Regions from separate parts of the Homo sapiens genome. Here region 2 is linked to region 1. The links are chromatin contacts, found by Hi-C or POLR2A ChIA-PET in ENCODE. All regions are on one chromosome and are shown on one strand. The core of a region is the stretch at or near the end of the contact, and the rest is flanking DNA. Distances in the headings are between cores, read along the strand shown. Region 1 overlaps GMDS (GDP-mannose 4,6-dehydratase). Region 2 overlaps GMDS (GDP-mannose 4,6-dehydratase).

What was found. A loop is a pair of places that touch in the nucleus more often than their neighbours do. ChIA-PET counts read pairs that join two places held with the same protein, here RNA polymerase II (POLR2A). Pooled maps may share reads with other maps.
Region 2: a pooled map shows a loop between it and region 1 (5-fold over the local background). The contact joins two enhancer-like sites. A Hi-C loop is called at or near these places in 2 of 168 maps with a recorded cell type or tissue (PC-3 and PC-9) and 4 of 50 pooled maps. POLR2A ChIA-PET finds 5 or more read pairs at or near these places in 1 of 52 experiments (GM12878).

Annotation. Positions count from the first base shown.
Region 1 is chr6:1,684,760-1,688,005 of GRCh38, forward strand. The region is part of intron 9 of GMDS (GDP-mannose 4,6-dehydratase); the gene reads right to left. Among named protein-coding and RNA genes, the nearest start is that of FOXC1, 76 kb to the left of the region's middle. Within about 2 kb of position 1,477, at least 5 of the 41 ENCODE cell types and tissues checked have a DNase peak (open chromatin) inside an H3K27ac peak, as active enhancers do.
Region 2 is chr6:1,760,673-1,764,039 of GRCh38, forward strand. The region is part of intron 7 of GMDS (GDP-mannose 4,6-dehydratase); the gene reads right to left. LOC124901239 (a long non-coding RNA gene) reads right to left here. Exons shown (of 2, transcript XR_007059404.1): 1 at 1-3,367. Among named protein-coding and RNA genes, the nearest start is that of FOXC1, 150 kb to the left of the region's middle. Within about 2 kb of position 1,684, at least 2 of the 41 ENCODE cell types and tissues checked have a DNase peak (open chromatin) inside an H3K27ac peak, as active enhancers do.

The DNA of each region.
Region 1 (3,246 bases), core at 227-2,726:
CAAAACTCATCAAATGTACACCCTTAGTGGGTGATTTTTATTTTAAATAAATTATACCTCATTAAAGCTGGGGGTTAAACCGAGTCCAGCACCTGGCACCAAGTAAATATACACAGTAAATTATTCATCCTCTTCCTGTTAGTTGCCATTTAGAATTATCAACCTGTGCCTGCCACTGAAGCCACAATGATGTCAGGCTTAAGTGTTGCTTTTCTCCTTCAAATACTATGACACAAAACTGCTCCCTCTCTCCCCCCCCTTTTTTTTTAACTACTTACCCACCTTAAAAAAAAGGTAGACTTAATTAACACTTGTAAAGCACCTTGAGACACTTGAATTAAAAAGTAATAGAGGAGGCTGAGTGCGGTGGCTCATGCCTGTAATCCTAGCACTTTGGGAGGCCGAGGTGGGCAGATCACTTGAGGTCAAGAGTTCGAGATCAGCCTGGTCAACATGGTGAGACCCCCGTCTCTACTATAAACAGCAAAAAAATTAGCCCAGTGTGGTGGTACATGCCTGTAATCCAAGCTACTTGGGAGGCTGAGGCCGGAGCCGAGATCACGCCACTGCACTCCAGCCTGGGTGACAGAGCGAGACTCCATCTCAAAAACAAAAAACAACAAACAAACAAAGTAATAGAGGAGTATCTGGCACTGCTATTGCTCTTCTGTTTTCAATGATGCAAACAGTATAGCTCTTTGTTTGCTAAGCGACTTTAGTAAGGGTTTTTTTTTAATTAAAAAAAACTGTTTAATCTGAAAATGAAATTCAAAGGCCTGCTGACAATATATTCCTCGTCTCCATTCATGCCAACAATGACTATGCCAGCGTTTGCAGATTTATGCCCATGGATTCCCAGATTGGGAGACAGGAAATGGGTGTCCATCCTCCCCCACCTGCAGTTCCAAGCTGGCCGCACAGAGCACAGGGAGGTTGGTTGCTCAGAACGTGGCCATAACATTTACCAGGAAAAACGGAGTGAAGAGGAAGGATGGGAAGGAATGGAGGGGCACAGGATGGAGATTTTCCCAATCAAGTTGGGGAAAAGTATGGCTGTTTCACTCAGCATTTCTCTGCTTCACTAATTAAAAATGATTTTAAGAGCTAACAATTGCAAAAATCTTCTTAAGCTTATCAGTGAATTCCTGAATATCCCCTGGTGAAGTCTTCCTTTGGCATAGACGTGCATGCCCGAATCTTAATTTCTCTCTAGCATTCTGGGTGATCATGCCATAAAGCACAGGCCGTGGAGTCATTTTCTGAGACAAGAAGTCGCTCCACATTGGGCTTTCTGGCTGGTTCTTTTTGGCCGTGGGTCTGGTTACAGTGGTGGCAGAAGAAGCGAAGTCTGTAGCCCTCATTACAGACCCTTTGCTGGCTGGGGGCATGTGGCTGTGAGAGAGGAGCAGAACTGAAGCCAGTTTCTCCTGCTCTGCACTCTGAAACCCGAGATGACGCGGCCTCTTTCCCGCACAACAGTGTAGAGCGTTCAGTTGGTGTTATGACTTGTCTGGTTCCCACAGAGGAAGGAATCCTGCCAAATATTTGTAATCTGCACTTAAGTATGCAATCAGGGAAACCACACCCAGAAGCAAGTGCATGGCTACATAATTAAAATGGTCTTGCTGGAAGACCAACTGGAAATGGTTGGAGAGGGTGTGGGGGGAAGCTGATGAGTGAGTGTCACTGGGATCTCTGACACTTTGGCCATCATTCTCTGCAAAACATTTTCTCCTTAGACTCTAGCAAGCACGCATCTTTCTCTGTGTCCACTGATTAGTCACAGTATTTGTCTTTGTATAACCATTTAAGAAAATATTTGCATCTATTTAAAGGATCTAAATAGATCCCCCCCGGGTTGGCTTGTATTTATGGCATAAGCCATAATGGAATGTACTTATATGCAAACCATCTTTCCCTCTGAGTAAAGCATTTTGGCACATTTTCTATGACAGCACTGAGTCACAGTGCACAGTACATTAACGCAGCAACTTCTGAAATTGAGCTGCCCAGGTTGCAGGGCTGGCAATGCTTTATAAAAGGGTTAAAACCATTCACTCTGAGGTACTGGTAAGATAAAGGACTAAACAAACTAATGTGTTATCCTTGGAGGCAATACAATTTTTTTAAATGAAATTACTGAAATTAGTAAGGATTAAATTTAATTTTTATAGTCAGATAATAGCTACCAGCAGCGCCATCTGTTGAAATATTCCAAAACTTCATTTCCTGCATCCCAAATAATATTTACTTAAAGGAAGATACAAATGTTTAAAATCACAAGTAGGACTGGAACTCCATCCTCAGTTTTAGGCAAAATCACAACTATAATATTTTCCAGGACAAGAGGCGCCACCCCGTTTGTCAGGCCCCAGAGATGTCCTTACCTACATCAGTAACCCCTTCAAGGTTCACGAACCTTCTCACTGACAAAAAACTCCCATAACAGAAACGAAAGAGCTCCTGTTCAACTACAGCAACACCCCCAAGGCTTGAACATCAGGAAGGACGTGAACAGCACCTGCTACCTAGACTCTCCCGCACTTCACGGGCTGGTTGGGTTTCAGACCTGGAAGTGGCGCAGGCCTCCAACCTCCAGGGGAGGAGGATGAGGCCAATGTTCTAGGTCAAGGTCTTGCCTAAGATCAGACAGGTGGTAGGTATCAAGGTCAGGAGCTGCATTCAGGCCCCAGGTGTTCTGAATTTCAGCCCAGAACGCTTCCCATTGGATTCCAGGGCCAATACTAACTCCTCCACTCAGCAGGCCATCAGCAAGCTCCTGTGTTCCAGGCACCGTCCTTCTCCTGTGTTCCAGGCACCGTCCTTGACACTAGGGAGAGAGTTGCCAGCACAATGGACAGGGCCCTTAGCCATGCAGCTTCCATTCTAGCGGGAGGAGAGACACAAAGAGGCAGGTGAAGAACGTGAGGGGGGTTCAGAGAAGCCACGGAGGCTTCTCTGATGCAGAGACTGAAAGAGTGTGGGGAGCAGTCCTGCCCTCTAACTTTCTGGGGGAGGAGCAGGTGTCAGTGCCCCAAGGTGAAGCTGAAGGGTCAGTGTGGTTGGAGAGAGGGCATGGGGGTAAGAGGGCAGGAGCTAAGCGGGGTGAGGTTGGGGCGGGGCAGGTCATGGAGAACACTGTAAGCTGCGGGAAGGACCTGGAATTCCACTGAGAGAGCTGTAAAGCCACAGGTGGGTTCTGAATGAGAGGTAATGTGGTCTCACTTACGTAAAAAGTGCCACTAT
Region 2 (3,367 bases), core at 434-2,933, 76 kb after region 1:
TTTCAAATGTGTTTCCCCAGTGTCTTCATTCACAAAAATCTAGATGTCAAGTTAAAAGTCACTCTTCCACTCAGTACTCTGAAAAACATGCTGAATATAATTAGATTTAATCATTCTTCTTTTAATTTTTGTTTGCTAATCTGAGAATGTCCCACTATGAGGAGTATCTGAGCTTTGTTCTTTCGGGTGGTCCAATTGCTCTTACTAACTTGACCTCACCCGGGACTGGGATGGTCTGTTGGCATAATGATTTCCCAGATGCTGACTCTGCAATGTCCTGGATCAACACAGATGAAAAGGGAAGCCAGTTGTATTTAAGAAAACAATGATTGTAACTGTAACATTTGAGTGTAGTGATAAAGGAGGAAAGAAATTCTACTACATACATGCAAAGAGTCATCTAGAGAAACCTCCCCTTCCATGGAAGGGCCTGTCCACATGACTGAAAATTAAACAAAAGGCCCCCTGTGTTCTCCAAGATTCAGAATAAAAATCAAGAGCGTACCTTGAAGTTCAATTATTTTAAAAACACATTATAGATGATCAAGGGAGTTTTTAAAAAATTAAGTCTACTTAATTCTAGATGAAATCTGGAAAAACAAGTAGAAAAAGCCTACAATGAATTAACACTTTTAAAGTATTTAACTTATCGAGTATTTGAAAACTCTAAAATATCCAAAAGATAATTTAAAAAATCTGTGAGAAACTTAAATTATCAGGTACTGAGAATGAACATTTATTTTTTGGTGACTAAAATTCTCAGTAGTCTGACAAGTTATCAACGGCTGCTCAAGACTGTTAACAAGAAAGCCTGTCTAATACTATACAGCACCATAAGTAATGTCATTTACGCCAGTGCTAAAGGTCGAGTTCTGAGGAGCAAGCTTTTCTGTTAATATAACACAGCATTTTTCACATGCATTTCATGTGAATGAACAATGTCTTCATTGTTTGCCTGAACACTAATTTAATGTTGTATTTTTTTTGCTTGTGTCAATGAGTGTCAAAATATTGTTCTTTTAATACATGAAAGTATTTGCATAGAGCTTTATTACTGATCTTCAGATGTTAGCCAGAGGCAAAATAAAACAGAGACGCTCCAGTTGGGAAATCTCGCTCACAATGAAAAGCAAGAGTCCTTAACATATTCTGCTCTCCTGCCAATTTTTCTTCCAAGTACACAATGATTTATTTACTCCATAATTGGTGAAATTAAAAGCAACACTGGAGACGAAAAAAAAACTATAGGAAACCCTTTCCCTAAAAATGAAACAGAGACTTTGCAAGGAGGAATACAAAAACTCTAAGAGGAAGTACTAAGATGTAAGATCTTAACGTGAATTAAAGGACAATCTGATATAAACCTGATTACAGAAAAAGCCGAGAAGCACAGTCTGTTTCAACCATGAAGTGAGAAACACAGAGGCAATTTTTATTAAGTTATGCCTTTCAGCATCATCTCATCATTAAATGCTCAATTGCTTATAACCGTCTGCATTTATTAAGAAAAATAAAGCCACCACATTTTCTGCCTCCACAAAGTTGAAGAGTCCATAACCAGGTATCGGATGTGGTTTTCAATTCTGTTTTTTCCCTCCCTAACACTAATTATCCTGCCATTTGGTACTGCCAAAAAAGACAAAATGCCCTTTCAGAGAGGCATGGGCTCCTGCTGACGGGTTACTCACGACGAAACTTCAGGGCTGTACCCGGGTTGTGGTCAGGAGTGAGCAGTCCCAGAGCTGGCTGCCAGGGCAGGCTGGTAAAGGCCATGCTCGCACGGCGAGCAACCCGACCAGCCTTTCAAGTCAAGTGTTGGCTTGTAGACATATAAGTTAATCAGCTATGAAATAACCACCACAATGTACTTATTGATCACACAGGGCTTATGATGAAACTCTTGGCCCAGGGAAGATTTGTGCTTCTTTCTTTCAGCCTCCAACCTAAGAGAAAGAGCACTTTGAGGTGGTGTTTACGAAAAGGCAGATGTTAACTTCATGATTTCAACCTTCCCTTCCTGGGGAGGATGAGAAACACGCTGGGTCTTCAAAATGAAGCCCGACACATTCGCGTCCCTGTTCATTTTTTACAGAACTTGACATTTTCAGTGTATTGTGGTTATTATTAAGGAAGAGTATTTAGAAAGTTTCAAACTGATAAATTTTAAATGTGTTACCCTAATTTCTTTGCTTCGAGACATTAGGGAATGCTGATCATTTTGTTTATAAATCAATAATATCAAAGAATAGCAATTGAATGTTTGCTCCAAAAATCAAAACCATGTTTTAGAAAGCTGGTAGTTTTAAAGTGCTAGTGTATGTACAAGCAGAATGTTTAGTGTACTTTTACTGCTCTTGAAAATGAGCTGGTAAATACATGTGGTAATTATACTTTCTGCTCAATCTTCGGTTCCCATTTCTACCAAATTCTTTCTAAGATCGCAAAGGGAAAGACAAGGTGGGTGAGGCTGACTGGTGCTGTGGACACGTGCGAAGATGCTGGCAGATGTGGGCCACGGGCCATCCAGAAACGTGAAAAGAAACCAGTGTCTTTTCCCACTAGGTCAGCCCCATTGCTCTGAGCTGTCTTCTAATGTGCATCTTCTTAACCAAAAATGAAAAAGAACAAATTCAGTTCTGATTTCAGTGAGAGGACTATGCAAAGGGGCTGAAGAACCAGTGACTTAGGTCTTCAAGGGAAGCATTCAGTAAGTCAATTCTCCAGGGGCATGGAGATAAAACCCCAGCGTCTCCCCAAGAGTAAACCTACTGGCAAGTGATAAATCCCCCACTTCCAGGGCGCTGCCCTTACTGTCTGGCGAGGCCACAGACTGCAGGTGGACAGACATTAAAAACCATGGTCAGTGTGAGAATGAACATGATGGATGGTATGACAATTATGCAACTGCTCCTTCCTCTTTTCTTTCACATAGATTGCCCTGTGTGTGACTGACTCCAGAATAAACAGATTTTTTAAAGATCTAGTATTTCTAACAGTAAAATGGATTTCCGGTTTGCCCAGGGGGAACAATGGGACATCCCAGTCATCATGGTGGCATGAAATCTAGAAAGCGGAAGAACCAGTTTCTCCATTGGTACGAATCTGTCTCCCACTCAGTAGCTCAGTTTGAAACTTTGCTAGGACCACTAGTGAAAGTAGTGAACATCCGCTCCTGAGAGTGAAGAGTGCTCCCTGTCTCCACACTGGGGGCACAGGTGGAGGGCTCCCTTGGAGGGAGCAGTGCCATTTGCTGAAGCTGCGATCCACTGGAGCTGAGGCACCCCCTCTTGGCAGGCACCCCTGCTAGTTTGGAGGGTCTGCAGGGGAAAGACAGAGCGGGCATTGTAGGCCTGCCTGCTGCTTGTCC